Linked DNA regions of Homo sapiens: all the other regions are linked to region 2. Evidence: read pairs that join two places in POLR2A ChIA-PET (ENCODE). Cell type or tissue: HepG2. All regions are shown on one strand.

Evidence for each region. Peaks named below come from ENCODE experiments on the same cell type or tissue, not always from the same donor. Only the 100,000 strongest peaks of a DNase experiment are listed, where the experiment ranks them.
Region 1: POLR2A ChIA-PET joins it to region 2 with 7 read pairs; 2 of 35 experiments call an interaction of 5 or more read pairs at or near these places.
Region 3: POLR2A ChIA-PET joins it to region 2 with 10 read pairs; 2 of 35 experiments call an interaction of 5 or more read pairs at or near these places.

The regions. Positions count from the first base shown.
Region 1 is chr14:89,338,918-89,341,417 of GRCh38, forward strand. The region is part of intron 3 of FOXN3 (forkhead box N3); the gene reads right to left. Among named protein-coding and RNA genes, the nearest start is that of FOXN3-AS3, 10 kb to the right of the region's middle. RefSeq lists enhancers at 436-705, 1,228-1,522, 1,424-1,925, 1,926-2,425. In HepG2, no CTCF peak of the experiment used is centred here; a DNase peak (open chromatin) is centred at 1,384.
Region 2 is chr14:89,909,616-89,912,115 of GRCh38, forward strand. All of the region lies in intron 5 of EFCAB11 (EF-hand calcium binding domain 11), which reads right to left. Among named protein-coding and RNA genes, the nearest start is that of EFCAB11, 44 kb to the right of the region's middle. RefSeq lists enhancers at 1,530-2,147, 2,148-2,500. In HepG2, no CTCF peak of the experiment used is centred here; DNase peaks (open chromatin) are centred at 1,556 and 2,146; H3K4me3 peaks cover 1,689 bases.
Region 3 is chr14:89,350,461-89,352,960 of GRCh38, forward strand. It overlaps FOXN3 (forkhead box N3), which reads right to left. Exons shown (of 6, transcript NM_005197.4): 3 at 212-348. FOXN3-AS3 (FOXN3 antisense RNA 3) reads left to right here. Exons shown (of 2, transcript NR_188029.1): 1 at 1-33. Among named protein-coding and RNA genes, the nearest start is that of FOXN3-AS3, 1.4 kb to the left of the region's middle. RefSeq lists a silencer at 956-1,005 and an enhancer at 2,155-2,500. In HepG2, no CTCF peak of the experiment used is centred here; DNase peaks (open chromatin) are centred at 1,261 and 1,691.

The DNA.
Region 1 (2,500 bases), 570 kb before region 2:
GGGCCAGGCACAAGGGCTAGGCATTTGGTACATCATTTTACTTAATTTAATCCCTAAAGCACTCGTTTAAGACAAGTATTCTTTTTGTTGGTTTGTTTTTGAGACAGAGTTTCACTCTTGTTACCCAGGCTGGAGTGCAACGGTGCGATCTCGGCTCACTGCAACCTCTGCCTCCTGGGTGAGTTGCTGGGATTACAGGTGCCTGCCACCATACCCAGCTAATTTTTGTTCTTTTTAGGAGAGACGAGGTTTTGCCACGTTGGCCAGGCTGGTCTCAAACCCCTGACCTCAGGTGATCTGCCCGCCTCGGCCTCCCAAAGTGCTGAGATTACAGGTGTGAGCCACCACGCCCAGCCTAAGACAAGTATTCTTATGCCACAATGAGTAACAAAACAGAGGCTCAGGGACCAGAGGCTTCAGGTAACATGTCCAAGGTCACACAGCTAGTGAGTGGCCCAGGGAGGCTCTAACCTGAGCCTCTTTCTAGACCTAACTAAGATCTGCTCTGAGCCTGCTGCGACATTGGCCAACCTGCAGGAGCTGGGAGGAAGCATGGAGACCCTCCAGTCCCCGTCTGCACCAGGGCAAGCGTGTGGTTCTCTCGGATCCTGCTCCTTCCAATGCTGGGGAGGCAGAAGGACCTCTCTGGGGCACTAAAGCTCATGGGAGACAGGCCCAGGACAGAGTTTCTGACTCCTGCTCTACTGCGGGCAGGATCGGGCAGGCGGGGAAGCCAGAGTCACGCTTTGAGAGCTTCAGACTGTGGGATCTTTTTCATTTCTCTGCTTCCTCACTGTTTCCTCGGACTGGCCTCCTCCTCCTGAGGGTGACAGAGCCGCTGTGCCCATCTGCAGCACCAATTCGGGGCCACTCCCCTGCAAATGCAGGTGAAGCTAAGCCTGGGCTGGAGGCCTGGGGGCTGGTGAATGCACCAAAGCCAGGCCAGAACCCCCACCTCCCACGCGGGACTCTGCTGGGAAGCTTGAAATGCAGGGAAATCTCTTGATGTGTTTCTCATCAGTAGAAAAGAATAGGAGGGTTTGGGGGTGGGGGGCAATTTCCAGTTCAGAAGAATCCTAAGATAAGAAACTCTGCTCTCCTTACAGTTAAAACAAACAAACAAAAAGCTTTCATTCAGAAGACCCACAGCTGCAAAGAGAAAGAGAGAGGAAAGAGAAGAAGGAAGGGGGGTGCAGGGGAAGGAGGTAAAAAAAGCTACTAAAATTTGGTAATGTTTTTTCCCCTCTGAATGTGTTTTTCCCATTCATTTTTCTTCTGCCCAAACTGGTTGGGGCGTGTGTTCTGAGGGAAGGGGGAAACTGATGTGTGTTAGAGAGACATATGTTGGAATAAGCAGCTCATAAACAGACTTTGACCAAAACTTTCCATTTAAAAGTAAACACACAGGAAACATGTCTCAACTTGGACTATGGTGATTAAGCAACTCAATTTGAGAAGATAAGGATTTTTTTTAATGTGTCTCAATGGTTTATGGAGGTTTTCTCCAGATGATTTAAAAATCAGCAAAAGTTAGGAATTAATGTGGAATCTCTGATGCTTCCCACGCTCTTTCCGTACCTCTCACATCCATGGCAGAGTCTCAGAGATGCTTTGACAAATAATGCAACACGAACCTTATGTAAGAAAAACAAAAGGTTATGAATGTGATCAGAGACTCTGGCCAAGAACATGTGCTTCCACAAAACAAGGACACCAGTTTGGCTCTTCCATGGAGATTTATGCAAAGGGTGGGTGTTATTCTCATCAATTCAGTGGATAAACAATAGGGGGGAGGTTGGGATGATTTGATGGACAGCTTTTGGAAATGATCTTCTGCTTGGCAAAACACTGCCGTGATCATTTTATTCACACGGAAGGAAATGCAAAGAAGTGTCACTAAAACAAGGGAGGTAATTGTAGGGCATGAATCAAAAAGCTGGATGACACAGAACGAAGAGTAACTGAATTAGTCCCATCACGGTCTTGAAATCTGCACTTAATTTCAAGAGAAGAGCCTGACCTCTCATTGCTGGCTAACAAAGCTATGCATCTATTCCCTCAAGTTTCATTTCCACCTTATAAACTACAAACACCATGTTGCAGAGGGATATGCCTCGACTGTCATGGCAGCCCAAGAAACTCAGAAACAACATCTCAAGAGCTGGAAGCGATAACCCTGCAGTTCTCCAGTAAGAGTTAAATCTTGGGACGACCCTGGCAGCTGGTTGTCTAGCCTCGACTGGCATCCCTGGGGGTAGCTCATTCTACCTTCATCCCCTTCATCTGTCCACCCACCCAACAACTCTAGCATTTACCCAGCTTCTGTTATGTGCCTGGCACACTGTCAGATGCTGTTCTGTCTTGACCCCAAATCCTTCTTTCTATAACTTCGATCCATCAAGTCCAAATCTGTCCTCTCTGATGGTGAGGATGGCTGGCATGCTAACCTTCTGAAGGTGCTCTTCCCGGGTTACACATTCCCTGTTCTTCAACAGTAACA
Region 2 (2,500 bases):
TCACTTCCCTACATTTCGATGGCTTCCCGGTATCTCAGGATAAAGTCTGAACTCTTACAAGACCCTCATCACCTGGCACTGCCTATCTCTCCAGTCTCATCACTCTGCATTCATCTCTCGTTCCACCCACCCACTGAAAAAAATAGGTGTATTTGATAGTAGGCTAACTATGCGTAACAACTCTGTTATTCATGCTCTCCCGCTGACCTCTGCAGATGCACTCTGTCTAGAATATGCCCTCCCTCCTTCCCTGGCTAAGGCGAAGTCAGGCAAATGGAGACCATCCTCCAGGTCTCACGCCGGCTATCACTTCTCTGATGTCAGCCTTGGTGCCCCCTCCCCAGTCTGCAGCAAGCGTTCTTCTTCTCCATAGTACTTTGTAGTCATCTTTCAGGATTAACCATCTTGGATTCTAACCACCTACATCCTCAACTAGACTCTAAGCTCCTAAAGGGCAGAGCAGTTTCTATCTTGTTCATTTTCATACAATCCCAGTATCTGCAATGCAGAAGATTCTAACAAATATGTGTTTCCAAAACAAAGAAAGATATAAGCCTGAGAATAAAAGAGCACAGGGAAAGATCTCTCTTACAGTGATTAGGGGACAAAGAGAAGGCAGGAGTGCATTTTGGCCACGTTAAGTGTGAGGTGAAGGCCACACATACAATCAGGGGTCTTGAGAGGATTTAAAATGTCTAGTGACCGGGTGCAGTGGCTCACGCCTGTAATCCCAGCACTTTGGGAGGCTGAGGCAGGCGGATCACTTAAGGCCAGGAGTTCGAGACCAGCCTGGCCAACATGGTGAAACCCTATCTCTACTAAAAATACAAAAATTTGCTGGGTGTGATGGCGGGCACCTGTAATCCTAGCTACTCGAGAGGTTGAGGCATGAGAATCACTCGAACCAGGAGGCGGAGACTGCAGTGAGCAGAGACTGTGTCACTGCACTCCAGCCTGGGCAACAGAATGAGAATCTGTCTCAAATACATACATACATACATACATACATACATACATACATACATACATACATAAAAATGTCTAGAGAAGGTCTAAGTTTCGTCACTGAATGTTTACTTACAAAAAAATGGGTGTCTTAGGGTACTCATGTCACTTGGAGTGTTGCCAGCTTCACTCGGAAGACAGGAGAGTCGGACGGGTTTTTATATTGTGGGAAGAAGCAGGAAGAATGGCAGAGGAGGGAGAACGAAAAGATTCAGAAAAGTTAAGCTACTTCTATCTCTTTAGAATTAACATGAGCCTAATGATTGGAGGACAGGGTAAAAAAACAAAGAGCTAAATAAAGAGAACTGGAGACAATGTAGTATAATATTCGGATGTACAAAGTACAAACCATAAAGTCTATTTTGTTTTAATAATTAACAAAGGTGCACCTAGTACACACACTATGGATCAGGCTTGGAGAAAACAGACAAATGAATCCAAGACTACTCATTTTGTGAGAGCTTAAAGCAAACAACTTTTAGCAGTATTTTAAAGCAAGCTAGTAAAATAAATAGAAGTGAAGTCCAAGGGATTTAAACATGAAAATTTGGGGAAAAAAGAACTTCGCAAAGCAAAACAGACAAAATACAAGGCTAACCAAACAAAGGCTAAATCAAATAAATAGGCATTGCCGTGTGCCCTGGAGAACTGCCAAGGAGAGTGAATTTCAACAAAGAATGCTTCTGCCACCAGTTAGGAAAACTTCAATTCCAGAAAGGCTGAAGGAATGCTGCAGGCACTGCCGAGTGACAAGGGGGGTTTGGGGGTGGAGAGGCAGTAGGTCAGACGTTATTTCAGACTACGCAGACAAACACGAGAACCTTCCTCAAGACAAGTAAAGGCAGCCCACTCCCTCCCAACGTGCTCCGCACACAGCTCCTTGTAAGAAACAAATCCAGGTCAAAGATGAGAAATTTGCATCTTCAAGGACTGCCTGTAGCAGCCTTCTCTTCTCAATTTGCAGATAAAAAGACCCCTGTAAATACTTCTCAGCCACCATCCTAGTATCCACAGTCTTGAGATGAAACAAGTCCATGTAGCCCAAGCACAACAAAGCACCAGCAATCATTGTGTGAGCCTGGATGCTGGGAACAGAGTCCTGCGGCTTTGGGGCTAGAATTGCTGTAGATCAACCAAGTATTATTCTCTAGGTCAGAGCACAGTTCTCCATTCAGTTGTGGCCTGTAGTAGTCATGGCAATAGAAACCACCACTGCCACGGCAGCAGTCCCCACTGACAGAGCACGTGTCCTGTGCCAGGCACAGGGCTGAGCAATTTGCATGAATTATCCCTGTTAAGCCTCCTAACAACCTGTCATTATCTTAATTTTATAGCTGTTCCCTCTACAGATGGGGAAACTAAGGCAAGCTGAGATACTTTTCAAAGGTCTCACAGCTAATAAGCAATGCAGCAGGGATTTAGATCCAGAGAATTGTTCTAGAACACGCTTTCTTAGCCAACAGAATGGCCAGAAGTCCACAAAAGAAGGCAGTGG
Region 3 (2,500 bases), 560 kb before region 2:
CTGGAAGCACATTCCTCTGACGCTGCAGCAGCGGTAAGGTTTGTAGGAAATACAACAGTGGATATGCCTCCTAATAATACTTAATTTCTTTCTCATTTACCTGCAGTTATTTTTAAAATCTCGTACGGCCTATTAAATTAATTTCCGCGCAGGTCTCTGCCAAAATAATGCCATTTCAGTAGACCAAAAAAAAGAAGTCTGAATTGCTTACCTTTGATATGCCTGAGGACAGGTGGGAGGTGTATTGAACACGTGTGGGTGTGGGTGATAAGGTGTCTTTTTCAAAGCCTGAATTAGATTTTGTCTATACTCTGGGTCTATGCACCACAACGACCCTTTCCCAATACTCTGCAAAGAAAATTAAAATACAAAGGCATTAATAGAGAATTATTAAGTACTTTGCAATAAGTAGATGTATAGCTATTATCACTTCTTTATTTTTAAAAGCTTCTCATTTGTTGACTGTTTGCCAGCCTTAAATATTATACTGACAGTAGAACTCCATAAAATGCACTTCAATCTTACTTGTATTATGTTTGATAGGCAAAATGAACATATTATTACCAGGTTATGGTGATACAACAATATTACAATTTTCATACCCAAACTACCAATAAAATGAGAATCTCATTGTTTTTCAGCGTCAACATTGAAGAACACGTGCATTCTCTTCTAAAAATGAATTTAACTGTGTCAGATTTCTAAAGTTTGGGGAAAAAAAAAAGAGGGCCGAGACACCCCCAAAAGTCCATCTCTGCTCCAGAAATTTAGTTATGTTTTAAAACCATATGACATCGGGATCATTTTATAAAAACAGAAAAGTAATCCCCTTGTTTCTTTCCAGCTTACTCACAAAAGAATGACATTTACTCTTGGAATAGAATTCTGTAATTACCTTCCCTAAGCAACAAAAGAACTCAGGCAGCAATGGTAAAGCCCAACTCAGAATCCACTATTTATTTTTTGGATTCCTCAGTTCCCAGCAATCGACTCCAGCCATTAAGAGTTGAATCTTTAGAAGTCAAACTTTAAAATGCAAATTTTCTAAAACCGTTCTGTGGAGAGAGGGAGGCTTCCTGTGAGGCCCACTTCCTGTGAAGCGTTTGGTCTATGGACAGCCTATTTTTAAAAATGTAAGTCCTTCCTTTGAGGCCCCCCGGAACTGGCAGCAGGCCGACGGGCAATCGTTCCTCTGGCCGCACACTTTCAAGTGACCGAATGTACCCAAACTGTTTGATAAGGTCATTTGTAAATATTTACTGATTTGCAGAGAAAAGAAGTTAAATTACATAAACCCGTGCCCACCTCCTGCTTTCAGCCAACAGTAAGATTGATGTTGTCCTCCAACATTTAGAAAGCAAACAAGAAGCTGTTTAACTAACATGGGGGAAGGGGACAATCCAAGAAAATCCCACTGAAGGAGCTGTAAAAACAAGTTACTCCTAAAATCTTTTTAAAAGTTTAAAAAAATCTGTGTTTCATCATCAGTTCACCCGAGTAGTTTCCTTACAAACATTATTCACAGAGCCCATTAAAATACTTTATTATCAACAACATCAGCAAGCCGTGCAACTGGAATTAACTCTTTCTGGTGCAATGAGAATAGGAGAATTGCTCAAAACCACAGCCAGGGGCTGGAACCTCTGACCACTCTAGTCACCCACCCCCACGTGCAGGCCTGACCCCAGACACAGGTCAGAGTCTGGCTGGACACTCTATGCTTAAACATCAATGTTCTCAGTTTAACCAACCGGATGTTTAAAGACCTGAAAGATTTCAACTTTGGAAAATTCAACATTCCTACGTGTTTTTTCCTTTCACGCACACATTCTCAAACCCAGAATAGTTCAGGGGGAGCAGTGAGACTTTGCAAGTAAATCAGGCGGGCCACTCAATAATCTGCCCTGGAAGCTTCATCCCTTCCTTTGGAAAAGAGCTGTGCAGAAGAAAGCCAAAAGCTAAGGAGTGGAGAGGTTTGGGGGGAAAGACAGGAGACAGGTAACTACCAAATTTGGAAAACATAAAACAAACCACCAAATCCTGTCAACAGTAGGGGTCTGGCCTGATTCCATCAAAGGCTCCCGGTGGAGCCCTGGGCCAGTGGGACCTGCCTTTCTGATCCCTTGCACCCAAGGCTCCAAACCAGCAATAGCTACACTGAGGGCCATGGCTGACATGTGACCCAAACATTTCTGCAATGATATTGTCTCAATTCTGGAAACCCAATGGCTTTTGTTCTCATCATGGTGGCTTTCAGGGTGGGACCATTTAATCTTAACGCTACAAAAATAATATGACAAAGAAATGAAGGACAACCGGTTGGCCTTCTCAGGGAAATAACCGTAAGCCAAGAACGTGGTTTCTCCTAATCCTAACCTAAGTGTTTGTTTACTGTACCCTTGTATACCCATATTAATGTATGCTACCATTTAAAAGCTAAGCAGATTGAACCCAGGAGCCAGAAGCTGCAGCGAGCGGAGATCGCACCATTTGCACTCCA